Regions from separate parts of the Homo sapiens genome. Here regions 1, 2, 4, 5 and 6 are each linked to region 3. A link is a loop called in an ENCODE intact Hi-C map of the cell type or tissue named here. Cell type or tissue: A673. All regions are shown on one strand. Region 1 has its middle 19 kb from the start of CSRNP3. Region 2 overlaps CSRNP3 (cysteine and serine rich nuclear protein 3). Region 3 overlaps CSRNP3 (cysteine and serine rich nuclear protein 3). Region 4 has its middle 95 kb from the start of GALNT3. Region 5 has its middle 68 kb from the start of CSRNP3. Region 6 holds the start of CSRNP3 (cysteine and serine rich nuclear protein 3).

Region 1 (5,000 bases), 120 kb before region 3:
GATAATTAACTTTTATAAATGTAGATGCTTTAATATTTAAACTTAAAAGAATACATCTAATGAGGACAACACTTTAAATCAGTGTTTCCCAAACTGTTCTGCAGAACTGGGAACAAACAGTATGCCACACACACATAACAAACAGTTAACACACACATGCACACAGGATTTACTGGTGTGGGAAATGCTGTCTTAAACAAATGTAAACTGGCTTATTTACTCTAAGATTGCAAAAGTTTGTGCTAATTAACATTAGGAGGATATATTTTAACACACTTTTCAAATGTATTCAACCAATCAATCCATTTTGAATGATCATGAGATGAGACTAGTGTTTTTTAAAAAGAACTTCAGAAAATGTGTTCAACATAACGAACTGGGAAGCCACGAACTTCTGAATCCCAGACACAGTTCTCATTCCAACTCCATCACTTTCCCAGCTGCATGACCATAGTCAAACCACTTGATTTCTTGAGTAGAAACAGGATAAATAAAATCTGTCTCACAAAGTTGCTCAGAGATTAAAAGAGATGAATTATGTAAAGACCTTGGAACACAGAGGTCCTCAAGATATTAATAAATCTGTATTCCCTCCCTCCCTTTACTTCCTAGTCTCGTCATGCACATGCATGTGTATTTATTACTCTAATCAGGTTTCCCATATGGATCTTGTTCTTATTTCACTTAATAATTTACTGTGAATATGCATCTGTATGGACAAAGTGCATATGACTTAATAAACCAGCTAGTATCCCATGGTATCAAACATGAGTTTCACTGGACAATCGCTTATTATTGGACATTTGAATTCTTTTCAAATTTTCCTTTTTTAAACAGCTTTGTACGAACAGCTTGGAACAAATTACTTGTTTGCTTTAAGATTATCTTCTGGGAATACATTCCCCAAAGTGAAATTACTAGGTCAAAGGAAAAAAAAACATTATATAGCTTTTTGTTACAAATAGCTTTGCAGAAAATTTGAATCAATTTACAATGGCATTTAAAATATATGCCTACCTTTTTACCGTAACCTGTCACCAATGGATTCTTATAGCTTTTGCTCATTTAATGGATATGTAATGATATCTTAACTTTTTCTTAAGGCAATTTTATTAATTCTGTGGATTTTTTAGTATGCTACTTTAATATCTTATTTTTGTATGTTCAACCTGTTTCTTTTACTCCTTTGGTATTTATTGACTACCATCTGAATTTTATGACTATGGAACCTACAGACAACCTTATGCTTTAGGGCAAATATTGTAACATATAATAACTGCTTCTTTAGGACAACTAGCAAGCTTTGTCATGTGACTCCCATCCTTCTCTGTCCCACCACTTCCCCTTGCCCATCCCACTCTCTGAGGTTGATAGAGCTTCATGGATCTTACATTTTTTTAGTACAAGAATGATACTACAGAATATCCAGTGCTTAAATCTCTGTTATGGCTGGCCAAGAGTGTTTGTGATGTCAAAATTTCTTTTAAAATCCAGAAGAGTCATGATCCCCAAACTTACATCAATAATTCACAACTATGGGTATGCTGTTAAATGAAACTCTGATAATTTAAACATTAACATGGAGAGGGACTACACTAAATTCTGTAAGATAATTCCAAAGGACTATCTATTTCCACATATTGTCAAGCTCTGCCTATGGTATGTTTTCCCCATTTCCGAGGCAACTTGACTTCTACCTGCCCTATTCTTTAGGAGCAATCCTGACTGTAGACAACAGGTTCCATTTCATAGCTAAGTTACTGGTCTTACTCATCCAGTCTTGATCTGTAATTTCAGTATTGATTATTAGTCTATCTGCCTGAAACCAAAAGATTAAGGGCCCCTATTTGCCCCTCTCAGGAATAGTTGACTATTCCTCAAAACTGAAGCGTATTAGTGGGGATAGTGTTGGTCTTTAACCTGTTGGCTGACTATAGATACTGACTTCCTAACTCTCTTAAGCCTTAGCAACTATGATGTTACCTTATTATTTACTAACAGATGAAAAGCTAGGTGAATCATAATCCAAAATCTGAGGCTCTACCATTGTTTTCCAGAGAAAAAAGTGTGTGTTATTTACATGGCACACAGAAAAGCTCTCTCTTGCCAAGGTGCACAAAATAAGGACTCTCATATGCATATGCACAGCTCAAATACTGCCTTCTTTAGGTTGGGGAAACATGCATGCTTTGTAAAGGAACAGGCATGTTAAGGACTGTATACTGAAAGAAAAGAGGCAAGAGAAAGAACAATGATGGTAATAACCAGCAATCATTTGCAGAAACACTTCACTAGATGTCACCCCGCACTGAAGTCAAGATTAATGTTTTTCTGACAGAACACTAGCAGGAAGGTGCTGTTTCCTGCCAAAGACTCTTACTTCTCTCTGAGCTTAAATTGGTGGAATATCTGTGTGCAGAAAATGATTCCAAGTCATAAAGCTAACTTTTGGCTTTAAGAAAAGGATTTCAATGTTCATGAAGTTTTGACATTTGAGCAATGATGTATTATGCTAAATTATTAAGTAATTTTATATAATGCATACTTATTATATAAAACTTTGAAAATGCAAATAGGCATAAGGAAATTTTTAAAAATTACCTTATCTCCATAAATAAAAATTTCAACATTTCAATATATTCTTCTAGAACTTTCTCTACACACACACACACACACACACACACACACACACAAACGTTAACTTATATGTACTCTTTCAATGTCAATAAATAGGTTTTTACTGTGAATATACAATGCCATTTACATGGCACAATAGTGTTCTAGTATTTGTTCACCAGTTTCATACAATTATTGATCCTAGAAGCTTGAGATTCTACTGTGTTGAAAAAAGATGTGAGCCTTAATGCACTTTACTCATGTGTTTTATATTGATGTGTATGGCATCATCAAGTCTTACTTCAACCATTTTAGCATTTTCCTTTGAAGTTATCATGCAGATCTTAAAAACAATCTGATAGTAAGCTGTCTATATCCACGTACTTAATTTAAAAAATCTCTTGTTTACTACTAAGATTTTAATTCTAGGGAAGAAAAATGCTTGCTTGGGGTGAGTGAGCATTCACTCTGAGGAAGCAAGATATGACCCTGGATCTTATCTGACTGTAGGTGGGATTGGTCAGTGGGGGAAATCTATGGACAGGTTTTGTGTGTATGTCTTTTACTGGGAAAAGACTCATTCTACATGGTTTTTCAAAGGGATTAGTGAAATATTTTTAAGAGCCAGATGTTTCTGTGTTAAATTCCTAATGGGGTTAATTCACACAAATTACCGAATTTCTCTGATCTCATTTTCCCACCTGTAAATGTGAGGTCGTAATACCTATCTTGAAGTGTCATTGGAATTAAATGAGCTCATGCCTTTAAAGTTCTTGTTCATAAATGCACCAGGAGTTTATTTCTTATTCTATAAATGCATCTTTCCCTTTTTCAGAAATATAATTCATGATCACTCCCATCAGTTGAGTGAATGAGTAAATAATACACGATTAACTCTGGAAAATGCTTAAACATATTTTATCTAACTGCACAGCAATGAGTAAACAATACTGCTGCTGTTATTTCTATGTGGCTTTTATCAATATGCTTTTGATCTGTTTGCTATAAGCACTATACATCCTTATGATTTTTCTCTTTCTCTGACATTTTTTCCCTCTGTCTTTTAATTCTTTCCTACTTGGCAACCTAATGAAATCATTAAGACCATCATGAAATAGGTCCTATTGGGTTATAAATATATCATTTCCATTTCTATTGATATTTGCCATGCGTTTGTGGAATCCGTTGTTTGGGTTTTGAAAGAAAATAATGAGGTGATCACTCTGACAGCTCACCCTCCACACTGTACGATTGCTTGAGTAACGATAGGAAAGTGGTTGCTTTTCTTTGACAAAGCTTTTTTTATTATCTGGCCCAGTTCAGCCTCATAGCTTTAGTTGCAACTACTCAGAAACTGAAGGAATAAAGTAAGAAAACTTCCTCTATCCCTTCTCACTAGAACACGCATACATCTTTTTAATATTTTCCCAGAGTGGATATTGTGTTTAAGGAATGCTGTATTGATCTTTTGTAGTATCTTTATCAGAAATAGTCTCTTTCGCAGGCATGCTATTAAATAGAAAACACACCACTGATCTTGACTTAGCACAGAAATAAATGAATAAAATGTGTGTGCTTGGGGATGGGGTATGTACATGTACTTGATTTTATGTATATAAAATTCAATTGCTTCTCAAAATTTATCCACCTTATAAAAATAATAAGGGAAAAAACTCGGCGAGGTGGGAATTGGCTAATCTCTATTTGCCAGCCTTGCTATTATACAATTCCTTCCTTCCTTCCTTCCTTCCTTCCTTCCTTCCTTCCTTTCCTTCCTTCCTTCCTTTCTTTCTTCCTTCTCCCCCACCCTCCCCCCATTCCTTTCTTTCCTTCTTTCTTACTTTTCCCCCCAGGTTGGTTTCTTTGAATGTTTCCAGAAGAAGTTATTAGGTGGCAACTTTCATCTAAGCCTTCAGTGCTCAGCATTTCTGCTTTTACCTTGGGCACTGTGCACATTGTGGCACCCAAGCTGTTGTACTATTTTAAGCTTTACTTGCTCAAACTGCTTTGCTGTTCACTACTGCTGCAACATCAAGACCTAAAAATTTTAAAGAGAGGTCAACACAACCACATTGTTCCTTTATTCGGTGTTGTTTATGGAGTGTTTAATATGCACCAGTTACTACTTTTGTGATGAAATGCTCATTTCTATTATTAAAGTCTTACTATTAAGTGTATTTATTCTCACTTCTGGAAGAAGAAAATCTTTTTTCATACTATAGTATTATATATTATATTTAATATATACCCTAAAATAAATTTTCTGCTCATTGCATCAGGCATGAAACAAACCATTACCACATGCTAACAATATTTCTACAGTGGAGGTGATACCAAGGACAGTAGCGGCAGAGGGAAAGGAGACCCTGAAGCTCAGTGTTTCT
Region 2 (5,000 bases), 63 kb after region 3:
CTGTCTCTTTAAAAAAAATAACAAAAATAAGGAAACCAAATGTTATTCTCTCTCCCCATGAATGTTCTATCCCTGCAATGGGACTTTACAGCTTTACAGTTACATTTTTAAAAGCTAAACCTAGAAATCAACAAATCTAACCATTTTATGTTTAAATAGAGTCTCCATGAGAATATTTTGATTCATAAAAAGGAACTTAAATGAGTATTTCTTTATGAGACATTTAAATAATTATGGCATGCCCCATGATTCACCCCATCTTTATTTCATTACTGTTTTATCAGAGCTTTGCATTATCAAGTTGAGTTGAAACAACATGGGCTACATGACTTACCAGCTATCAATTTTCGTTTCCTATCTGCAAAGTAGAAATCCGTTATATCATTTCTAAGGCTATTCCAGAAGGGAATAAAGCCTGAAAAACACTTAGCACTGTGGTAGACATGTGAAAAATATTATCTTCCTTACCTTCTTTTTGATATAATCTGTAATATTTGAACATTTTCTTATGTCATACTTTATGCAAATACAGTATTTCTGTCACGTTAAACTTAGCAAAAAACCACCTAAGTGAACTATACACTGATTGTGTAGTTAAGCTTGTTTAATATCTCTTAAAACATTCATCTCAGTTGTTACCTGAAAATACCGATTTAAGAGACTTAAGTCTAGTGATGCCCTATTCCAAAGGACTTAATAATGTAATGTTATTGCTAAAAGGAAGGCAGCCAAGATTGTCTTTTATTGTTTATTTCTATCACTTAAATCACCTACAACTATGTTGGCATAAGGATCACTAAAGTCCTAGAGTAAGCGGATTTATAGTCTCTGTCTTTAAGAAAGAAAGTAATGGCCTATTGTGAAGCCTCGAATTCTGGCATCGATAATATTTTGATTTTGTTATTTTTCTAGGATTTCTTATGAACCTGTGTGGAAAATATTTAGGTATGTTTTCATTACAAAACGAAAGCAATTTCTTCTGAAAATCGCAGCTTCTTTCGTCTTGCTTTGTTCAGCATTCTAATGCCTTTCTTTGTTTTCCACATAAGAACTTCAATCTCCCAGCTCACAAGCTTTCCAAGACTCCCCACTGAGCACAGAACAAAATCCAGTCCCCTGATCCTAAGATTTAAGCTTGAAACCATGCTAGCCTATTCAGCTATTACATGTTGAATACTAGGGCTGCATCTTACTGCTTTGCTCATTTCCTCCTTGCTGAGGACAATGCCTGGCACATAGTAGTTGCTCCATAAATTTCTGTTAAATATAACTAGTTACTAAAATATAGACAGAAGCTCCTCTGCAATCATTCACTATTTGTGGCTCCCTGAATGTGTTCTTCCCCTTACAACCTCTGGGTACTTTCCTGAACTGTTGAAATCCTGCCCACACTTCCAAGACCCTGCTGCACAAAGCCTCTCATGATCTTTCAGTAGTCAAAATTAATTTCTTCATTGGGTTTTCATAACACTCCTTATGTCTGTTACGCTATTAAACCAATTCATTTATTCTACAAATATTTATTCATAGACTATCTTTGTAAAACATTATTTGAGGTCCAGCCCCGTGGCTCACACCTGTAATCCCAACACTTTGGGAGGCCAAGGCAGGCGGATCTCTTGAGCCCAGGAGTTCGAGACCAGCCTGAGTCACATGGCAAAACCCCGTCTCTACTAAAAATACAAAAAATTAGCCAGGCATGATGGTGTGTGCCTGTAATCCCAGGTACTCAGGAGGCTGAGATGGAAGAATCATCTGAACCTGGGAAGTCAAGGCTGCAGTGAGCTGAGATCGCACCACTGCACTCCACCCTGGGCAATGGGAATGAGATCCTGTCCAAAAAAAGAAAAAAAACACACACAGAAAAACATTATTTGAAAAACATACAAAAAACACATATTGAGCACCTGTTCTGTCTGCCAGGAAATATTCTAGGAATGCAGCATACAGTTGTAAATAAGACCGGCGAAGGGCCCTGTTCTTACAAAGGTTACATTCTGGTGGTCAAGATGGATAAGAAACAGACATATGCATAACATCAAGTAGTGATACAGACTCCAGAAAAAATAAAACAGAGAAAGGAAATAAAGAAGATGGATGAGTAAATAGCTTACGGAAGTTAAGGAAAGGATCTCAGAGAAAGGGATATGAATAGCAACCTAGATTACATTAGGAAGTACCCAGGCCCTGTGCTAGGTGCTAATAATTTAAAGATCAGTGAAGCATGTTCTTTGCTTACAACCTGGTGAAGAAACCTACCTGGAGGTGACAACAATTACACTCTAGTGTCTAGAAAGTACTCCAGTACATCCTGCAGAGGAAAGTCATTCTCACACTGGTATGGTTGCCTTGCTATTTGATGTGCATCTGTGTGCCTTACTTTATTGTTATCTCGTCCAGGAAGGAGCCTGTGTTGTTCACTTTGGTATTTCCCCAGAGTGCTAACAGTCCCTGATGCATTCTAGGCCCAGCAGGCTATTGAATCCAGCCAGTGCAGTCCTGAGGGGAGTGTTCCCAGACTTACACTGCAGCTGGGGAGGAGCCAGCCTGGAGCTCCGGGCTTGGTGTTCTCAGCTGAGGGAGCTGATTGCTCTCCCTCTGTGAATTGCTGTACACACTGAGAAGCCCTGCAGCAGCAGATCTGATGAGTGGGAGAGCTGCCAAAGTGCGCAGCCAGGCTGGGCCCCTGGGGTGCCCGTGAGGGCATCCTCTTATTTTCTGTTTGAAAAGCTGACTGAGATCATAGTGGAGACAAGTGGGCAGAACCTAGACAAAACTCATTCTTTTCTCTGTATATTTATAAAAAATGTACCTCAACACCACATAGGACAATCTGATTCCTTTTGATGACAAGAGCCTGCCTCCATTTTACTCCTGGGAAAAGAAGGAGCTTTAAAGGAAAACTTTAAATTCAAAGTCATTGGAAACCCTTACCCTCCTTCCCAGAGGTACATTTGAGACTACAGTCTCTGGGCTAATCAGGTGCTTTAATAGAGGTTAGCGTTTGGAGAGGGCAAGTGAGACAGAAACAGGATTATTTGTGTTCAGGTAAGAACATGTTATCATAGGATGTTCATGCACACAGGACAAATAGAAATGTCGATACCCTATTTTATTTATTATATTGTTTTCATATGATATAATATTGCCTTGTCTAAAGGCAGTATCTTACCTGATGGTAAAACCAGTCTAGACTTGTTTAGTCTTTGTGTTAAAGGGACAGTAAGCTTACAGATGCTTTAGTCATAGGCCAGTACAGCTCACCAGGGTTGTAGGCCAGAACTACACAATTCTATAGGATTAAACATCTATTTGAGAGTTGCAGGTAGTCAGTGCATGACAAACATGCAACTTTCCCTCCATCTCTTTGGTGCTACCCTTCCTTGCTCCATACCCATTTTTTCTTTCCCTCCTCAATTGTTCCTCTGGAGAATTGTAGAGTCAACTCCCACCATGATGCAGAGCCCTTCACCTCCCCACCAGCTTCTGCTTCAAAGCTCACATATCCAAACACACCATGGGGAGTAAGAAATACACCCAAGGGTAAAGAAACTTGTTTATTGCTATAACCCAGTTTCTTAAACTTACGTAAATGAATGCTACTGTTTTAATAGTATTCCTATTAGTGTTAAGAGAAACAATCTCTTCCATTGGCTCAAATGACCTTTCTTGCTCTTATTAGCTATGGCAAGTGACACATTCATATGTAAGCAGATTGGTAACTTACACAGAAGCTACTTAGAAATTGCCTGGATTCTAGGTGCTTAATATATATTTATTCAGTGAATAAATAAATATGAATGCATGTGTGCATAATTGGATGAATGAATGGATAATTTAGGAGTTTATAGATAAGATTCTCTTTGAGTGAATAACATAGGAAGATGATCTGTATGTTTTCAGAGGCCTGTATATGAGGATAACTGTACTAACTCCATCAATAAGACACGTGTCTTGAGATATTTTCCCAGTAATATTGATATATTTGTGTTTTTCTGATCCATCTCCTCCCATTAAGTTCTCATAACCCATAGCATCAACATTCAAGATGGAACAAGTAATCATTATTGCCATGTCTAACTTTGGCTTCACTAGAACTAAATGAACAAATTAATCACATATACTTAACATAAGTAGGTGTGTAACTATAAAAACATACATATGTAATATTTGTATATGTAAGTCATATGCATATTTTAATTCTAGCAAAACTTAATTCTAACAAAAATATGGTTATTGTTTCCATCCATTCTAAAATTTCATCATGCTAATGCTACTACAATTTTATTATTTTTTAAATAATTAGAGTATTAAGCATTAATTAGTTCATTTACTAATTTTTTTTAATAATGCTAGAGCAAAACACATAGATTTGGTTCATGACTGGTGGCTAGGCAATGAGGGCAGTCACTAGGCAGTAGGGTTGACCTCTATGGAAGACAACCAGCATTCCTATTCACAATGTCCCAGGTGTCATGGCATACTCAGTTCTGATCCAGATAGGTTTGGTTGGCTTGTTTTGTTGTTTTGTTTTTGTTTTTAGCTAAAATTTCTGATAGAATAGCACAAAGTATGGCAGAAGGTATTGCTAGATCAAGGCAACAGGTGAGTCACAGAAATATGATTCTAGGTTGATTCAACAAGGCTATAGCCAGAACTCATAAAATAGCTTGAAATTAAAGGAACAAGTCAATGTCCTGAACAGAAGGAAAGACCTTAACATGACTAGGCCTGTCACTAGGAAAGCTTGAGTTCTAACAAGGAAATGGAACGTGAATCCAAAAGCAAGAATGAGGCTACAACTTAATTTGTCTGGGTCTTTATATAGAGATTTGGTGGAAACACTACTACCCAGTGGGTGTGAGTATGCCCTGTGATGCAGAAACAGATTAATTGTATACCTGGCATCACTAATGGAGATGGAGCTATTAGTGTATTTTCAGGCTCACTATCATTGGCTCAGAATTAGGTGGTATTAGTACTCATAGCTGGTCATGATT
Region 3 (5,000 bases):
GTGTAATTTGAGAATCTCTGGGGCTATCCTCTTGCCATCTCACTGATTCCAGAGTTTTGATTAGAAGGGTGGGCATATTTTGTAATTTGTTTTTATCCTGAGGCAATTTTATGAGATTTCACATTATAGTACTTCTTAAGTTTAATTCTATTTTTTCTGCATGTATTAGAAAAAAAAAATCACCTCTTACTTCCAAAAATCCTATCTACTTATTATACTTGTTTGTCTGTGTTGTTAGAATAATTTATTTAAAAATTCTTTTAAGCAATCATTAGATTTTATATCATATCTTTCCATTTTATTAATATTAGTTGACAATACTTGGTTAAAGCCAATTTAAAGAACTGAAGTACAAATTATTGCTATAGGTTTCCATGACATACTTTCCAAAGACTTTTCTGTTCCTGGTGTGCAGACTTGAAAACTAAGGCATAAGATACTGGAATAACTCACCAAGGTCATCTATGAGAATAGCCGACCTGGAGAGATTATTACCATCCCGTGATTCATTCTATCTCTTTCTAGTTCTGATATCCACCTTTAAATATCTTTTTCAACATGAATAAATTGTCAGCTTCTTATATTTAAAACCATACACTATAGACTTCCCATTGGAGACTCACAATTTTACTGGCAATGTGTTTTAATTGCTAGCTATTTTCATATTCCTTGTATTTATTTTCTTATTGTTAAATTATTCCTTTGCATATATACACACAAATTTCACATATATGTGGATTTTTTTTCCCAATTTCTCAGCTCTTGTTCTCCCACTCTCACTTTCTAAAAACTTGCAAATAACTTAGTTTTCTGCTGATTCTTTCCTTCCATTGGGCAACCTTTTTATTTCAATGTTTTTGAAGTAATGCAGTAAAAAAAAAAAAAATGGCTGCCTTTTGTTTACTTCCTTGTACATTAGCATGGGTGACATGATCAAATATATTAACTAGGATGTACATATCTTAAGAACCCAGAAGTATACTATAAGCCCTTTTCTTTTAATGCCCCAAAGTTTTGCAGCTTTAGCATAGCTCTAATGCTGTGCTAAAAATGAACATGAACATTTTGGGACAAATGCATTAAAATGGTGGTATCTAAAACATATATGAATATTTCTTTCAATGTTAAGAAAAACCCATCAAAAGGTATTTATTTAAGTCATAAACATTTATTTAAGTCATAAACATTCTAGATCAATGCTAACCCTACAAATAATATCATAAAGAAAGGTATTAACTCATTGTATTTAAAAGCTAAGCTACTTAACCATACTTACCTATTCTGGTTTTAAATTATTTTTAAAACTTTCAATTGACACACAAAAAATTTTGAGTTATAATATTTTTTGCCCCAAAAGAATTTCTTACTAATGGAAGGCTTAAGCAAATATACATATATATGTATATTCACTTTTTAATTACTGAATTATTTATAAGTGCCGTTAAGTTACTATATATCTAACTACTCAGAAAATTTATTTTCTCATCTGTATTTATAGTGCTTCTGACTTTTCCTTCTGTGTGTGTTCTTTGTTGCACTTCGCATGTATTTGTCATAAGATTTTCACTGAGACTTAAAAGTAACAAGCTTTCAAACATCATTTTAATTTAGACAGTCATTAAAGAGATAAGAAATCGATGTTTTAAAATAAGTTCCAATAACTAAATAGTTCTGTATTTGGAAATCCAAATTCCATTTTCAGTTTTTAAGAAATAATTTTATATATTTAAAAAAATTTTTAGAAAGGCAATCTGACTACACACACATACACACACATATTTGTATATATATTAATGTAATATTTGTGTGGTGGAAAATTCCTGTAAATGTTGGATAGTTTTCCCTGAAACTACTTGTTAACATTGAAATCAGATAAGGTAAATCATATGTTTTATTGAGGTAAGCTGTCTAAAATAAGTTACCGCAATTTTAAAAATTAATAAAAACCATATGTCCTTTAGAACTTAAATTGAAATCTGCATTGTTCCTTTAAGTCAGCTGTTCTAGGAATGTGTCATCTTTTGAAAAGATAAATTAATCATCTACTTCATCTATATACATTAATAAAAAAGATTCACCTTCTCATCTACTTTATCAAAAGTAATTAGTATATCTATTTTTATTCACATATAGTATCTTTTAGTGATTGAGATTTTAATTGAGGATATTTTGAAGGAAACAGCAATTATCTTTTTACAAAAAACAAAACACCAAGAAAAAGAAATGCCAGCAATCTAATGGTTAAAACATATTGCCAAATCATTCAGTAGCGCAAGGCTCTTTAATAACATTTGTACAAAAGTACTTTCAGAAAATATGAGATAGGAAATGGCTTTTTGCAAGTTCTCCTTCCTTAAATTATTATTCAACCTCTTATTAAAATAAAATCTAGTTAACTTCTTTTGGAGCTTGCTCAAACATTTTCTATAATAAAAAAAAATCTTGTGAAGGGATTTCCATAAGTTGTGCTGCATTAATGACTTAGAGCAGCTTCCTTATCTGTTATTCCTTCCTCCTAGTAGACCTCAGATGATAAAAATATCCATAGACACAGTGAAGTCAGTGGCACGCCTGGCTCTCTCAGACAAAACTCCATGTGATCACATATAGGCAGCCTCAGTGAGGCTGATGCCGTGCAGCAAGCAGTAGGTAATGAGTCTTTGTGCAGAGTGAAGCTCTTGTTGCTGAACAATAAAGCATATGGTACAAGCAATAAAACACAGGGCTGGGAAATTTAAGAAGATTCCTCTGAACCAGGAAGAACTGTGTCTTCGGTGATGCTGACACATATGATAAAATGATCATTTATTTTGGATCCTAATGAATAAAGAGTGCAAGGACTAAGACTACAGTTATTTGAACAGGTTGGTGATTTTATAAATTACTCCAACACTTCCTTGTGTTTGACTGGATTTAAATTAGAATGGGCTGGTGTGTTTTGCCTTAAACAAAAACTTTGCAAGATATTTGTAGTGTATAATATTAAGGATGCACTTGAATTGACCCAATGCGATTAAATTGTCGATGTAGTCAGATGTGACAGAGAAATGTTGATATCATTATATTAAACTGAAAAGTTATTTAGTCTATTTTAAAAATTTATGGGTAAGAAATAAATTCATCCAATAATTTTTAATCTCCTGTGTATGCAGAAATAATATAAAAGAGAATACTACTGACAAATAGTTCACATAAAAAGCTTCAAAATTATTTTTCCAGTGTTAAAACAATCTGTATTGCAATAGTTTACATGTCTTATAAATTAGATAATATATCATTCAAAATTTGTTGATGTGTGTTAGTATACTGCAAAAGGAAGGTTTGGAATATTTAATTATTTGAATTAAAAAATTTAAAAACAAGGAAATTTTGAAATGTAAATAACACTATTAGAACAATGTATTTTATACTTTAGTAACACATATCTGTATTTATTTGTTGTGTGCTTTTAATTTTTCATGTTATATTTCTTTTGACACATGAAAAAGATTATTGCACAAAACCTTTTATTTTATAAATATTATTCATTGATATTTAGAGAAAAACAAATTTGCTTAATTTTTAAGAGAAGAGATTATTTGATGATGCATATTTTCATTGGCTTACCATTTAGAAAGATTATGTGTCTTTATGTATATTTATAAAATATGTACACACATGACTTTTTCTATGTAGAAAATAACCACTTCTTCCATTTATGAGCAATAGAGAAGTTTATGTTTCAAATAGAGAGATTGTTGTGTGTAGAAAAATAAGGGAAGAAATAACTAGCAAATAATAGCACAACACTGAATATCTTTGCCAAAGACAGACAAGCATTGCTGCTATATGAATCTTTAGATTTAAATACATAGTTTAACTTTGCTCTACATTTTGACTGCTGTATTGTTTTAAAGGCATCCTGGGACCTAAATTCTTTACAATTAATTTTTGGACACCACTTAGGATGATAGTCTCTAAGACACTTGGGCACATTTAACATTTTACAGAATTACTATAGTGACCTCATGTATTTGTGTAGTGACTAATATAAATTTACGCCTGTAAGATGCTGTTTAAACCACAGCAACAAAAAGAAATACCCCATGTGCCTGATTATACGTGCAATATGTATTTGAATTTAAAAAAAAAGCTGTGTTTCAAAAACAAGGGAAGTTAATGAAAATTTAAAATTGGCCTTCCACACGTATTTAAATGAAGCATTTGACTATTTGGGTTTCCTTGGTTACCATAGTCGCTGCTGACAGCTTCTCTTGGTGGGGAGGGAGTAAGCAGTGAGAATAGGACTCTAAAACAAAGCGTTAAAATCGTTTATCCATTAATAGACACAGGGAAATGTGATGCTGACAGCCCAGTAAAACCCGTGCCCACTCCCCATCCTGTATTCCTGCTCTCCCGTGATTCAGGTAGCCTGGCAGAACCGCAGTTCCACAATTCCTTACCCAGCATTCCGTTTCAGCTGCTGGAGGACTGCCTGAGCCTTATGCAAATGAGACCAGCTCGGAGGCTTTGACTGCAGAAGCGAGAGGAGGGGGCAGAAGGGAGTTCAAAGGTCACAGGGCTGGTGGAAAGCTGGATCAGTTGCCTGAAAAAAATGTACTGGGGTTCTCTGCAGCAGTGTTTTGCAGCAGTTAAATGAAGTGTGCTTTATTTCTGAGAGTGAAGATTTTACAGCGTGTGTGCCGTAGTCGTTATATAGTGCACGCAGGTATGGTGACATTTCATGATGCGCCTGATTTTATTTCTATTAAAGACACTGATGGGCATTGGCTATTTTAATTCATCGTGGCAATTGGCAGGGTGTTCCTGGTTTTCAGGATTCCCTTAACTAGTTTATTTTTTTAATTTTCTTCTTCGTATTTCTCTACTTGAAACATGGGTGTTTTGTTCCAATAGAATAATTTCATGTGAGAAAAAACTGGGTTTAGGCTTCTAAATAATTCCATTTCGGGGGTAAGTTCTTTATTGAAGAGAGATCTCTGAGCTGAAACATCTAGAAA
Region 4 (5,000 bases), 130 kb after region 3:
GAAAATAAAGACATGATTTTGTATCCAAGAGAATCCAGAGTAGGAGTTAAGAGAGCAATGGAAAGTCTTGAGCTCGGGTTTTAAAAAGGAACATGTGTATTTACCAGATCAGGAATTTTCCTTCCTGAAAATCAGATCACACATGGAATACCAAGTTCAATTATGGCTACTGCAGTTTAAAAGGAATATCCACTTACTGAAATGTGTTCAGAGGAGAATGATCAAAACAGTAAAGGAGCTAAAAAACACAACAAAGGGCTAGTTAAAGGAATGAATGCTTACACAGAATACAAGTTTTCTTTAGACAGCTAAAGGGGCTTGAAATTATTCCCTGTGGAATCAAGAGACAAAAGTCTAGGAAAACAGAAGTTAGAAGTCTAGGAAGACAGAATATAGGGAAGATAATTTTAATATTAAAACCAAAAGAAAAAGTACTGTAGATATAAATTAGCCAGATGAAGGGGAAAAGAGGCATTTTGGATCAAAGCAGCCATCACAGGCAACCGTGAAAAGTTCAGACTGGCCAAATATAAGACCAATAGAAAGTGGCCGGAAGGGAAAATGACTATGAAGTCAATGTCAGATCATCAAGTTCCTTGTATCTCATGCTTAGGACTTTGGCTATTATGCAGTGAAGTAGTGCCTGGCTTGGCACTTCAAAAGGTGAATCTGACAGCAAGGAAGATAATGGATTAGGGAGAGGCATGAGATAGAAAGCAGGTAAACCAATTAAGGGTAGCTATGATCAATAGAATTCATGTCTGTCTTTCTGCTCATTGTATTTGCAGTACCTGGCATTGAACCTTCATATAAAAGACCCTCAATAAATATCAAATAGATGAATGTTCGAGGAAAGTACCAACGGTTGTCTGAACTAAGCCAATGGCTATGGGAATACAGAGGGGTTAACATTCAAAAGATCTGTAGAAGGTGGAATGGAAATTAAAGGAGAGGAAGAAGTCAAGGATAATAGATTTGTTGATTTGTTCCTAGTGGCATACCTGCTGTGGACCTGAAATACTGAAGGAAAAGTGGTCGGTGGGCAGGTGAAGGGAAGGAAAAAAAGATTGCTAAAGGTCTCATTTATCATCTATGATTAGGCTCTATCTGTTGCTGAAATTTCTCAACAAAGTCTCTACTAATGTGCTTTCTCATCGATGTTTTCTATGCACAAGTTCCCCGTGATTACCAGCACCCTGTCAGTATAGAACAGCCTGTTTCTTTGCTTTTCTCTGGTAAAGCAAAGCAGCAAGCCAATTACTGAGATCATTCAGATGAAAATTTTACTTTTGCCTGAATTAGCCAGAGAATTGAAGCATAAATGGACCTTTTCACTTGACTGATTGAGATAATTGCCTCACTTTTCTAGGGGAGACCTATAGCTGGGAGGCTGTATTTGGTCACCAAAACATGTTTGTAATATACATTATTGACTTTCTTGAAACAACTCTGGTTGGCTAGGTGCCACACTCAAACACTTGCCCTCATCTTTTTAGGTATTTGAAACAATACAGAGAAATACCATGCCTCGGAAACTCAGTGTTGAATTATTTCATTCTTGGGCAGCCTTTAAACACATCAGCTCAGGCCTCCAGAAGAGGTAAAGTGGCACCTAGGGGAGTCTGGGAGAAGGCGGCAGGGCAGGAGCTTGGTTCAGTGGATAAAATGCAAGAAGTGAGAATTAGCTCCAGGTGCATGGGAACAAATGGCTTTTCCTGAAAGAATTGGGTAGGTAGACTTGAAAGAAACATGTAATTTACATTTACTATTGGGAGGGGTGAGAGGGGTTAATAAAGAGAGCTGAGTAGGGGCAGACAATTAAAGCAGCAGCAGGGCTCAGATCAGAGCCTTTTGGCCTGGATCTTGGGTAATAGAAGCATTTTCTAACAGCATGAGACATGGGAAAAGAAGGCTTCTAAAGAAACAGCACAGCATCTGAGCTTTTCTGCAGCTTTTGCTATCTGGTGGCCTGCTATGACAGCCTGGGTGTGTACAGACAATGTGTGGTCAGTACTGACCTACAAAATTCACTGAAAAGCAAGATGTGTATTAGAAAAACTCGTACAAACTTCAAGTCTATGAGGAAAGGTTGTCATGTAAATGTGTCTGTAATTACTTTGTGATGGCTCCCCTTACTGGCCAACGGGCAGAACGTCCTAGATCCTGAAGAGAAGTAGGAGGAGGTAACGCTGAGGCAACCTGGTTAATTTCTAAGTTTCCTGTATTAAAATATATATATATATATATATATATGTGTGTGTGTGTGTGTGTGTGTGTGTGTGTGTGTGTGTGTTGCTAAAATAAATTTTATTATAAACTTATTTTATTAAAATAAGTTTTATTTTCTGAGTATCAAATAAAAACAGAAATCCCAGCCATGATATTTATAAAATCCACCAGTATTATTTTTAAATTTTTTATATTTATTTATCTTCAGTGGGTGTTTAGAGTCTGCGTATGGTTTTGTGACTATAAAAAATATGCCTGCTTTAATTTTTCAATTTTTAAACTTTTATATTACATATAATTTCAAAAGCAATTTGAGGTGATGGATGAGACATACCCACACATCAGGATTGATATATCCAAACAAGCTGCATTTTGGGGAGAGATTATATGCTTACAATAAGGAGGTTTTCATTGTTTAAAGCAACCTTGATTTTTTTTGCATTGTTTCATTGTTTGGAATATTGCTTTAACTGTGGCAAATAGATATACATTAAAAGTATATTCAACATCTTGTAATATCCATAGATCATTCAGAATCAACTATGTTGAACTAGTTGAACTAGAAAAGTTAAAATGTTGTATCCAAAATAATAAAAATGATGCACCTATCTTCTAAACTTTTCCCCAGGATTCCCAAAGAATAATCTTAAAAATGTCAAATAATGTTCCCACAGGCTATGTATGTTGCTGTTTATTTAAATATAAGTACTGGGATATTTTATTTTAAAGATGTTTTGTTTGTTAATATCTCTTTATAGGTGTCATAAATATTTTTATGTATATAAAAATTGGTCTAAGAGGACCAATTGAATTGCTAGTATCAGACCAATTTTTTGCTTTAATATAAACCCAGACTGACATATCTTGTTTACAAACAAATAATATTGGCATGAAAAAAGTCACACCATTACACAGATTTTTTATTTAAGCTGATCCTGCAATAGATAGGATACTCTTGAAATTAGCACTTTACATTAAAATAATTAATTTTCTTCAGATTTTTAAAATTCTTTCTGTACTTTTTTTCATATATGCACAGTATTAGAAGATTCTAAATTTGTTGCTGTAGTAACAAAAACCCCTCCAAACCTCAATGGCTTAAAACATGGTTTCACTCCATGTCTGTCTTCAGTGGGTGAGGTACGCCATCATCCTTTTTCAGGTGCTAAGACTGATGGAGCCTCCACCATCTGCAACATTGCAGGCAGGGGGAGGAAATCAGCTTCTTGTGCCCTGCTTCTTAAAGGTTTCTAACTGGAAATAACACATGTCACTTCCGCTCACATTGCACTGGCCAAAATAAGTTACATGGACAGAAATAGAACTGCATTTTACTTCCTTTTGTCTTAATTGATCCCATCAAAGATGCTTTAATCTTTCAGAGAAAAAAAAAGAAATTTGGGTCATGCTGTCCTACAATGTGTTTGGAAGGAGAACAGAAACATTGCTGAACAGCACCAATAACTCCCACATTCACCCTAACTGAGGAACTTTATCTTAATGCCGGGAAAGGGGACAGTGCTTTCACAGCTGAGAATCCAAAATAGTGACAGGATGTAGGGAAACTTATATTTTGATTTCTTTTTTAACAGAAAGAGGCCTAACATTATATTTGCTGGTTAGGTTTAATGTCTGAACTTCTTTTCAAGTCTTACTTTTTACTACAATAAATTGTGCTTAAATTGAGCTCTCTGGGGATTCCACAGGGATTGATCGATTTGCCTGGTTAGGGCTTTTCAGGATGGATGTCAGGAGTGGGGCAATGGCATGAGAACAGCTGTTTTCAGGGCTCTGGCCTCAATCTTGAGCGTTGCCATAGTGACAGCTGCCCGCAGGAACCCACCGGGAGCCCAGTAGGAGAACTGGCTGCCAGAGCTTTGTATCAGTGTGCCATCCCCAGCCTTTCAGAAACAAGCGTAATGAACTCTTTAGCCAGGGTGTTTCTGCCTACTAACCTAAGGGACAGTTTATTCTTGCTTGAATTGTCAACTGCCAGATGTCAGTTCAGGCAAATCAACTCTATTCCCTCTTTCCTCCTGTACCCTTTCTCTCAGCTTATTTTCATATCAAATTCCACTTTTCCCCATTTTATAGCTACATAATTAACAGCTATTAATAGAGCAAATTCAATTCATAAATTTAGATATAACAAAAAAATCCAAAGATACAAAGTCCTCTAACACAGCACTGCCCAATAGAATTTTCTGTGATGATATAAATGTTTCATATCTATGCTGTTCAATACAGTAGCCACTGGTCACCAAGTGGCAACTCAGCATTTGAAATGTGGCCAGTGCAACTGAGTAACCAAATTATTTAACTGATTTAATTTGAGTTCATTTTAATTTTAAATAGCTACACGTGGCTAGGACTAATGTATTGAGCAACACGGTTCTAGAATCGTATTCAAATCCAGGGAGTGGTACCAGCTAGAGCTGGCCAGGGAGGAGTCACAGTTAGCAGCATTCTCTCATTCAAAGTAGCGTGTTTATTATCTGCTCTAGAGCATATTATTATTATTGCTGTATAAGGTGTGCCCTGGCCTGCCCTAACTGGCTGTTGTAAATTTAATTATGTAGCTAAAGAGGAGGAAACGGAGGCATGATTATCTGGGCCGTTACAGGCAATATCCTCTAGAAGCAAGATTGAAAGGGAAAAGGTGTTACTATTTCTGAATAATATATCAGCCACATTACAGTGATTCTACAAAAGAACTGGATTCTAACTGGAAGTCATCAATTCTAGTCCCAAATTTTATGCTAGTAAATTGT
Region 5 (5,000 bases), 170 kb before region 3:
GAAAGGGAAGCAAGGCACACCTTATATGGCAGCAGGAGAGGGAGAGAGTGTGAGGAAGTGCCACACTTCAAAACCATCAGCTCTCGTGAGAACTCACTCACTATCACTGGAACAGCATGGGGGAACCACCCCCATGATCCAGTCACCTCCCACCAGGTCCCTCCCTTGAACATGGGGTTTACAATTCAAGATGAAATTTGGGCTGGGATACAGAGCCAAACCATATCACTTAGTTTTCCCAAAATATTTAGTTTTTTATTCTTTTCTGTATTTTCTACTAATCTATGGATTATTTCCCTTCTGCCTGAAAAAAAGATTCTTTTTAATATTTCCTTTACTATGGGTCTGCTCTTACTGACTCTCTCAAGTTGAATTTGTCCCCTAATTTTTTAATTTTCACTTTTGAAAGATATTTTTACCAGACATGAGTACCAAGATACTTTTTCTATTTTAGCATTTTGAGGTGACAGTCATTGTCTTCTGTAAAAAGAATTTCAAGAAACCCCCAAAACCATAATTTTCATGAAAATGAACACATGACCACATGTCAAAGATTTCATTTAACTCATTAATTAATGAGAAAATCCATAAGAACTAAACAACAGGATTAAAGGAGGATTTGACTTATAGAGATCCATGAACTCTGCTTGACAACTTTTATTTGCTTTGTCATGAACAGGAATCATTTCCTGGCTACAGGTAAAATTATCAGAAACAGAGGCTCTGTGGTCTCTTGATGGAAATTCCTTCTCTAAATGTTGCTTCCAGATGTCTCTGATCTATTGGTCTTTTGGGCAGTTTCATACCCTGCTTTCTACCCCTCCCCATGCCAAAACTCCAAAGAAATTCTGAATCCTCTTTTGTGCTAGGTGCAGACCATGTGGCATTGTAGCCATGCTCTTAGCCTCCTCCTGTACCTGCACGATGGCACCAAGGCTCTCCAGGGCTATGCTAAATGTGGGTCATTCCTCAGCATCTTGCAATTTTCATGGTCTATGTTCTGTAAAGGGAAGAACGTGCCCTCTGCTTGTGAGTCCCTTAAATGTTTCTATCTTTGAACGTCTACCACCAGCACCACCCCCAGTTCTAGTTTTAATCATGAGGGAGGAAAATCAGATCACTCATATATAATCCTTTACTCTTAATTTTTTTCTCTTACTTTCCAGCATCTAGCAACAGTTATTTTCCTTCCCTTTGAGGCAGGAATTTTCTTTACATAATATACTATTCTTTGTATTCTGGGATCCATACTTTGTTCAATTCTTTGAACTCTGGGTCTTAATATGCAAAAATCTGACATTACTATGGATTTATAAATATCAAATTAGAAGGTGAGTGATGTTTTTCTATTGTTGATATAATTTTTATCTGAATTCCTATTCTTTGAAAGAAAAGGCTTCATGGTCTTCATGATGCACAGGATTCAAGAAAAGGAGAGAAATTTACCAGAAAAGTAAAATGCAATAGCAGACAACTCAAACACTACCTTAATATAAACAAATACATGCACCTATATTTTTAATTTGATAAATCTTATAGCATACTATTGGAGCCAGTCTTCAGGATGTTAAGAGGGATTATCACCTCATTCCCATTTCTAGAAAGGCTTTATATAAAGAATTGGCATAGAAAGAACCACAGTTGTGTTTAATAACTATTGTCATTTTTTTCAATACTAACCAGCACCTTTTGACAAACCTGCCAATATTTTAGAAAACCATATTTTGATGTACCTGATTGCCCTTTTTTGACAGTTCCTCAAAAAGTTTAACACAGAATTATCCTATGACCCAGGAATTCTACTCCTAGGTATACACCCAAGAAAAATGGAAACATATGTCTAATATAATCCTGTACACAAATATTTATAACAACATTACTCATAATAGAAAAAAAGATGGAAATAACCAAGTGCCCAGCAATGGATGAATAAACAATTGTGGTATATTCATATGACTTATTCAATCATAAAAGAAATGAAGTATTGATACATGCTACAATTTGGATGAATCTCAAAGACATTATGAGAGGTGTAAAAAGCCACACACAAGAAATCACATATTATGTGATTACTCTTATATACCCAGAATGGGCAAATCAATAGAGATAGAAAGTAGGTTAGGCTGGGCGTAGTGGCTCACACCTGTAATCCTAGCACTTTTGGAAGGCCAGGTGGGGAGGGTTGCCTGAGCTCAAGAGTTCCAGACAAGTCTGGGCAATATGGCAAAACTCCATCTCTACAAAAATTAGCCAGTTATAGTGGTGGGGGCCTGTGGTTCCAGCTACTTGGGAGGCTGTGGCGGGAGGATTCCTTGAGCCCAGGAGGTTGAGACTTCAATGAGCCTTGTTCCTGCCACTACACTCCAGCCTGGGCAACAGACCAAGACCCTGTCTCAAAAAATAAATAAATAAAATAAAAATAGATTAAAGGTTACTGGGGGTGGGAGGACAGCCGAATAGGAAGTGCTTACTTAATGGTTATGGGATTTTTTCTGGAGTAATAAAAACGTGAAACTACAGAAAGCTTGTACTTGCACATGTGGCTACAATAAATACTAATGAATTGTACACTTTAAAATGGTTATGTTATTTGAATTTCACACAAAGGTAGTTATGTGGGAAAAGTAAGTTATTATTGCAACCCTATCCACTAGAGGGCGATGCTTCCATTAAGAAACATGACTCGTAAATTCGGCTGGTGGAAGAAGGGCAGTTAGCCTTGCAAATACATTTTCTGCTTATTTTGCAACTATTTTAGGTGTAAAACAATTAAAGTAAATATCCACTTTGGAAACATTGCTGGAAAAATAATGTTTACATTTGAATGTGTCTCTTCAAGAAAAAACAGTTTGTGAAGCATTTGTACTGAGAAAAGATTTCTTTCCTTGGGCATAGATCTCATAGTGCAAAAATTAAACAAACATGAGCAAATTATGAACCTAAAGACATGGTTAATGGAAAGGATCTCAGCGACTAACATAAAACTGAATGAGCAAAGTGTTGAAGTATTCATATCAATAGAGAGTTTCAAGTAACTTTATCACTATAAGTACTTGAGAGTCTTGAAAGTGTTTATCCACATTTTCATGAGCACGGCAAAATTTGGTTGTCTAACTCAGCACGTGTCTTAAATTCTGTCTCTAATTCAGAAATAATTCATCACTTAGTAAAGCTACATTTCTTGAAGGTGCATCAGGAATAAAATAATTAACTCATCATATACCAGAGATCCTGTGGCCAAGGGTTTTAAGAGAGTAACACAGGAAGTGTCGTGCATGCTCATGTGTGGAACACTTATTTTCAGCTCCAAATTCACACAATAAGTTATTCTCCCTACAAAGGGAATGTGTTTCTGCCACTGTTCACAACAAAATTGCAAATGTAACAGAAAAATTAGCCAAGGAAAACATAGTCCCTAAAGTAAATCTGATCCAAAACAATCTGATTAAATCCATAGAATTATAGCATTGTAAAGTCATTCTTGGGTTATTTATAAAGTCAGCAGTCAGCATTTCCCAAGGCATACTAATAGGAAGCAAATCCTTGCTCAGGAGCCAGCTGATAAAGACTATAAAGCTTATCCTCGGAGCAAAACCAGAATGATGTCACTACTAAGTCCTCCATAAAATAAGAAGCAGGCGTTTTAGTGCAGGTAGTTTGGGGCAAGAATCAATACGTGGCTTGGGAAGAGAGTCCAAAAATCCAGAAACATAAGCTTAATCCTAGGCTTTTCTTTAGAAAGGTTTGGATGTATACCAGAACCTACTTTGTAGTCAATATAAGAAATCATATACTGTATATATTTTCTAAGGTGTCTCAGTTTATTCATTTTAAAAACAAACAAATGGATATCCTTTTGTCATCTTTATGACATAATCTTCAGATATTGTTATTTATTATAGCATACTGGTTTTCAATTGTTAAATAACCACACATGCAGAGGCCCAGACAACACATCCAGTATTTATTATCCTACAGTTTCTTTGGGTCAGGAGTCTGGGTACAGCTTACCCGGGCCCTCTTCTCAGTCTCACAAGGCTGCAATCACAATGTCAGCCAGGACTGGAAGCTCATCTGAACCTTGGAGTTCTCTTCCAAGTTTAAGCAGCTGATGGTAAAATTCGTTTCCATCAGCTTTAGAACCCATGGCAGTTAGTTTCTTCAAGACCCAGGAGAGTTTCACTGCATCAAGTCTTTGAGCTCAGGGAAGACCTAAACCCTCTTTTAAAAGGCTTATTTGATTTGGTCAGGCTATCCAGTATAATCTCCTTTAGACTGACTCAAAATCAAACTGTTTCAGCACCTTAATTACATTTGCAAAATCCCTTCACTTTTGTCGTATTCTATCAGCTGGAAGCAAGTCACACATTCTGCCCACATTCAAGTGGAGGGGAGTATAAGAGGGTAGTGGTCTAAGGTGAGTCGGCCACATGTAAAGATAGCTGGATTAGACGAAACCTGACTATCCTAATCAAAATTGTAATGGCTACACAGGACAGGCCAGGAAGAAAGCATCTTCTGCAACCCTCCCTTCATTATAGAGCAACAAGGCTTCTTTCTGTCCAGTGGCTACAAATATCACCCAAGCGAGTATTACCAGTCATCATACTTTATGCCTTCACACTAGCATACTCATTCATGTGTACTACAAATAAACTTATGTTTCCCCATCAGACAATGCCCTAAGCATTGAAAGTTAAAATGGTTTTTATCCATTTATGTATTCATTATTTGTGCCACTACAGGGAACGTTTGGGTTAGAAGCAAGCAGCCTGATTTTAAAAATTGAAATTAAATTTCTACCAGTACCTTAGTAGGAAAATCAAGTCGAAGTTATCTAGTCATAGTTTTGGCATGTCTCTTTTATTCAGGATATGAGGAATTGCTGGAGCTTTTTTCTTTTTTGCAGTTTATCCTATTAAACACACACACACACACACACACACACACACACACACACACAGAGCACAGTAAGTTAATTCCTACACCACTTAACTTTG
Region 6 (5,000 bases), 100 kb before region 3:
CTTCTGAGTATATGCCCAGAAGAGAGATTGCTAGATCATATGGTAGTTCTATTTTTAATTTTTTTACAATCATCCATACTGTTTTTCATAATGCTGTAGCAGTTGACATTCCCACCAACAGTGTACAAGAGTACTCTTTTCTCTACACTCTCTCCAACATTTATCTGCAGACATTTTGATAACAGCCGTCCTAATAAATATGAGGTGGTATTTCTTAGTAATTTTGATTTACATTGCCCTGAGGATTGGTGATGCTGAGCATATTTTCATAAACCTGTTGTCCATTTTTATGTCTTCTTTGGAGAAATGTCTATTTGGGCCTTTTGTCCATTTTGTATTGGGTTTGTTTTTCCACTGTTAAGTTTTATGAGTTCTTTATAAAATTTTTATATTAAACCCTTAGGGTGCTCATTTATTTTCATTACTTTAACCGAACCCTAGATGCTGGGGGTTCCAAATTGAACCTACATCCCAGCCTTATTTATGAGTTTAACTGACTATTTAATATTTTAATCTGGATATCCAAAAAGTTCAAAACGTTCAAATTAATTTTGTTATTTTGTTCCCAAATCTCTAAATCTCTCTTTTTTTTTTTTTTCTGAGACAATGGCATCATCATCTAAACAGAAGAAATCTGGTTAGAATTTGTGCCCTGCAAATACTTGCCTACAAGTCTCTGTCTACAATCACACTTGACATATAAATCACCTGGGAGAGCTTGCTAAAAATGCTGAGTCAGAAACTCCTCAAATGCTTATTCATTAAATCTGGAGGAGGCCCATGAACCTGCATTTTTAATGAATCTTCCCCTAGTGGTTCTGATGAAGATGGCCCCGAACAACTATTTCTAAAAATGCTGTCTGTCCTAGGGATTCCTCCAGTTATTCCTAGCAATAGGACCACAAAGGCTTTGAAAGCATTTTTCACAACAGAGGACTTGGCGGTGGGAATAAGCGATAGTTTAGTCTTCCCCATAATCTTTAGCAGAGCCTCCCAAAGCTACTCTAAATAACAGTGCAAACTAAGCAAAATCAGTGCACTCCTATCTAAAGTTAGTATCAGTTTAAGTCACCAGCCATTCCTTTCCTAACAATATTGACACCCCAAGCCCTTCCTGTACAGATATTCCTGGACTAATGATTTGCCACCATGCCAGTAACTCTTAAAGAATGCTTGCTTGCCCTTCCCTCTAATTTTACTCCCTTTGGCCTTATTCCCATGAGGACACATTACTGATTTAAGAAATTGAAGAGCAAGGCTTATAAATACCTCAAGTAGCCAGTACATACCTCTATAGTGGTGATATCTACTGTATATGTCTTTCTAAGGAAATTTTTCAGACCACCTCCACTAGAGGAAGCTCAATTGAGAGAATTTTTATCATAAAGATCCCTGGTTTGTATTACAGTATTTTAAAAATTAAACTGTTTGAAACTGGATGAATTTGCTTTATTGCCTTAAAAAATCCTAATTTGGTGTTTTCTTTAACTGTCCTTTAATGCATGTTATGCCTCTAGGTTCAGAAGTGAAATGATTTTTGTTTAAGTTTATTAGAATAAAATTGGAGTTCAGCTGGTCACTTTGAGGCATGGCAACCAAGTGACTGATCTCTTTTTAATCTTTAATAAGTTCCATTATTCACAAATTGATGGCATTTAAGGAATCTGAAGTAATGCAAACCACATAACTGTGAAATATTTGAATATTCTAATGCTCAGAATGAAATATTTTTCATACTGATTAGGCCTCGAAACTGCGTTTGAATGAAAACATTGTCAAACAGAGGTTGTAGTGCAAATAATATAAAACATAAGTATAAAGGGTGTTGATTCATTTTAATTCTATCTCTTTGCAAACTGAATATGCAAAATGTCATCTTGATGTTCAGTCTCCCTCCTCTGTCTGCATATCAAAATGTATAATGAGGAGGTACACTTTTTTCACTGAGAAAAATCAGTGGGAACTAAAAAACAGGCAATTTACCTAGGTTTTACTATGAGCATTTTGCTTTGATTTCAGGTAGGTGAGGCATTGATTAACTTTATTTTTCTAAATCCAAAGCAAGACTTTTTACTTCAGCTGAGGTCATCTGCAGACATTTTCCATAGTTGGGAGCTATTTTTTGAAATATCTTGCATCTCTGCTTTTCTCTCCATATTTCTTTTCTCCACTCGCTTCCTCTCTCCCAGCTGCAGGGATTCGTCCTCTAAAAGAGTGGAGGTGGGAGGGAACAAGAAATGGAAGCAAAGCAGGGAGCATGAGCTAGAGAATGCCAGGATCTGGCTTTTGTTATTGGTTGGCTGCCGCCTGATGGATAGACGAGGGAGGAGTGTACTCTCTTCAGTGTGTTCTGACGGAGCCGAAGTACAGAAACCATATTTACAGGTAAGAGCGAAAAATAAAAAAAAAGAAAAGAGAATTCTTTTTTTCTTTAAAAGAGAATGCTTCTTAATTTTTACGGAAACAATTTTATAGTAGGAAAATTATTCTGAGGACATTTTCTGAAAGTGTGTCCCTTTTATTACTTGAGGAAGCTTTGCAATGAGCTTGCTGTTCTTTCTCTCTGCAAAATCCTTAGCTGATTAAAAACAAAACAAAACAATCACCAGAGGCATGTCTTATCCTAAATAACTTTCTATGCAAGTGTCACTGAAGCAAAATTAATAGATAAAATGAATCATCATGTGTCTCTTCAAAAATGTTTAATTCAAGCTTGTTACTAGGAATCGCAGGAAGGATGAGAAAACCTCGGTAAATTCCACAGGTCCTGAGAAAATGGAGCCTTCTGTGAATATACAATATAAAATTTCATGTGATGGCTTTTAATATTGACAATACAGTAAAAGGCTTAGGAAAACTATTTTTGCAGGTTGTAGACTCTTTTAGCATTAATTTAGAATGAATGATTTGTGTGCATTTAAGCCCTGTTATTTAACTTACTCCTCTTGATAAATCTCATGTTGTTCAATATTTGCATTATTTTATTCAGCAAACTTTAAGCTTATGTGATAATTAAACAATGGTTTGTCTCTACTTGTTAACTTACATGGAGCCATTTTTATTTTAAAGCACAGAAACCTAATTTTGAAAGATTAAACATTGCTGTAAAAAATAGCATCTTAACAGTCATGTTTCATGGGTAGTTTAATTTATCAGTCAAACACATCTAGATAAGAATTCCATCAGAGCATTTATATTGTTGATAATATCTCTAGGCAATTTTTTTTTAGCAACTTTACTAGGTGCTTGTATCTCCTAATATGGTCCTTTATATTGCCTTAGGGAAAAAAGGGACAAGTTCTAAGTATGTAGAATAAATAACACACTTGCAGTAAAAACATACAAAAAAACTGAACTCCCAGTCACTTAATTCTTTACTTTAATTCATAAATACAGGTCATTTAACGGTGGTAGAACCTCATTAAAATTGAACTTTCAAGAATTATGACTGACTTCAGTACACTGGCCATCGATTAATACCTGTTGATTATAATAATAAAATAAAAGTCTTTCAATGAGGTAAATAATTTGTTCCTACATATTTTAATACCTTTTTGAATGAATCAAAACTAATAGGAATGACTATATAATTTCTAAATATTTTTTGCTATTGTTTTTCTTTTTGTTTATTGTTTTTCAAATTTTTTTATTTATTGTACTTTTTTTGTTTGAGAGATTTTGTCTTTGAATAAACAGACACAAATATAATAGTTCTTGGAAAATTAAAATGAGTGAGAAAATTGCTGAATATTAGTATGGATTATCTAAATGAATTGAGAATTACCTTAAATTTCCTAAAAGTACTAAATATAGTTAATAACATGTTTATATGGTTAAGTGTCATAATGAACCAAGTAAATATTCTGGTATGGTTGATTTTGAACTGTTTCTGGATTTCAAAAATTATTACATAATACTGAAATTTTGGCATGTTTCTAATTATTGATGGATCTTTCCGATTTTGTTTTTTTAAGCAAAACAATGGTTGAAATTAATCCACCCCTCACCCCAAGATTGAAATTCAAGGTGATATATAAGACCAGATATTCATCTCCTAAAATGTATTAGAGGAAATAAATCAATGCAGCTATATTTTTTAGAAATTATAAATTCTGAGTAAAGCTACCTCCAGGAATGAAGGGGAATTGATGAAAATTAGAGAGCAGAGTTCCACATGGTTTTAAATTATTCTGTTTCCTTGGAAACCAGCTGCTGCAGATGCATTTTGCTTTCTTTGGCTAAAAATATCACCCTTTTAATAATCACTAAGGGAGAGGACTGAATAAAACCAGAGTATATTGTTGCTGCTTTTTATAATTTCCTTAATGGTTCACATATTTTGGATGAAAAGTAGATAAACCCTTTCTCAATCAGCATTTCCTATCAGCCACTGGCAGACGTCTGCAAGTCTTATAAAAATGAGACAACTGGGGTAGCTTTTACTGCAGAGTCCACAGGAAGAGATAGAGAGAGAGAGAGAATGTGTGCTGGAGTGGAGACAAGAGAGAAAAAAAAAGCATGAAAGAAAACAGTTAAGAGGTTACTGTCCAAGTGAAGGATGAAACAAGGCAAATGAAAACCATGTAAGGCTTTCAGTGAGAAATGGGAAGGCATCACCATTTTTTTTTCCTTTGGTACAAACATTTTTAAGATTTAAATGTAGGTTTTTAATGGAGCTCACTATATACAGCTTTGTCCCCTTTTCACAACACTCTTTCCTTTTTCTCTTTATGTTTGCAGTGGTTTGCAATATAATGAATAATACAATAAATTAAGAAGTATTTTTTAATGTATCAATCACTTTAATCATAAAGAGAGAAGCTTGGTATATGTCCAGGCTATGGATAGTGAGGAGCATTCAATACACATTTTGACATTAGAATAAGAATTTTTTAAACTTAACGTCCAAACCATGTTTCATTAATGCAATTATTTCCTTACCTTTGTAATCTATTTAATATGTATAAAAAATTACACATTCCAACAACCTAAAAGCTATT

The links. Hi-C counts contacts between places; a loop is a spot of excess contacts. Peaks named below come from ENCODE experiments on the same cell type or tissue, not always from the same donor. Only the 100,000 strongest peaks of a DNase experiment are listed, where the experiment ranks them.
Region 1: it touches region 3 in a loop (2.4-fold over the local background); 3 of 110 quality-filtered maps call a loop at or near these places.
Region 2: it touches region 3 in a loop (2.3-fold over the local background); 6 of 110 quality-filtered maps call a loop at or near these places.
Region 4: it touches region 3 in a loop (3.0-fold over the local background); 12 of 110 quality-filtered maps call a loop at or near these places.
Region 5: it touches region 3 in a loop (3-fold over the local background); 7 of 110 quality-filtered maps call a loop at or near these places.
Region 6: it touches region 3 in a loop (4-fold over the local background); 10 of 110 quality-filtered maps call a loop at or near these places.

What each region holds. Positions count from the first base shown.
Region 1 is chr2:165,448,041-165,453,040 of GRCh38, forward strand. No RefSeq gene overlaps it. Among named protein-coding and RNA genes, the nearest start is that of CSRNP3, 19 kb to the right of the region's middle. In A673, a CTCF peak has its summit at 2,283; DNase peaks (open chromatin) are centred at 2,321, 3,901 and 4,411; H3K27ac peaks cover 3,604 bases.
Region 2 is chr2:165,632,502-165,637,501 of GRCh38, forward strand. All of the region lies in intron 4 of CSRNP3 (cysteine and serine rich nuclear protein 3), which reads left to right. All of the region lies in intron 1 of LOC124906085 (a long non-coding RNA gene), which reads right to left. Among named protein-coding and RNA genes, the nearest start is that of GALNT3, 160 kb to the right of the region's middle. RefSeq lists enhancers at 1,975-2,554, 2,555-3,133. In A673, no CTCF peak of the experiment used is centred here; DNase peaks (open chromatin) are centred at 1,090 and 2,570; H3K4me3 peaks cover 954 bases; H3K27ac peaks cover 3,331 bases.
Region 3 is chr2:165,569,724-165,574,723 of GRCh38, forward strand. The region is part of intron 3 of CSRNP3 (cysteine and serine rich nuclear protein 3); the gene reads left to right. Among named protein-coding and RNA genes, the nearest start is that of CSRNP3, 100 kb to the left of the region's middle. RefSeq lists a silencer at 4,282-4,482. In A673, no CTCF peak of the experiment used is centred here; DNase peaks (open chromatin) are centred at 2,598 and 4,498; H3K4me3 peaks cover 2,954 bases; H3K27ac peaks cover 4,266 bases.
Region 4 is chr2:165,696,679-165,701,678 of GRCh38, forward strand. No RefSeq gene overlaps it. Among named protein-coding and RNA genes, the nearest start is that of GALNT3, 95 kb to the right of the region's middle. In A673, a CTCF peak has its summit at 2,143 (motif pointing left); a DNase peak (open chromatin) is centred at 2,133; H3K27ac peaks cover 511 bases.
Region 5 is chr2:165,398,828-165,403,827 of GRCh38, forward strand. No RefSeq gene overlaps it. Among named protein-coding and RNA genes, the nearest start is that of CSRNP3, 68 kb to the right of the region's middle. In A673, a CTCF peak has its summit at 2,655 (motif pointing right); DNase peaks (open chromatin) are centred at 2,674, 3,234 and 3,534; H3K4me3 peaks cover 846 bases; H3K27ac peaks cover 2,198 bases.
Region 6 is chr2:165,467,356-165,472,355 of GRCh38, forward strand. CSRNP3 (cysteine and serine rich nuclear protein 3) reads left to right here and starts at 2,343. Exons shown (of 7, transcript NM_001172173.2): 1 at 2,343-2,385. In A673, no CTCF peak of the experiment used is centred here; DNase peaks (open chromatin) are centred at 2,266 and 4,396; H3K4me3 peaks cover 3,400 bases; H3K27ac peaks cover 4,017 bases.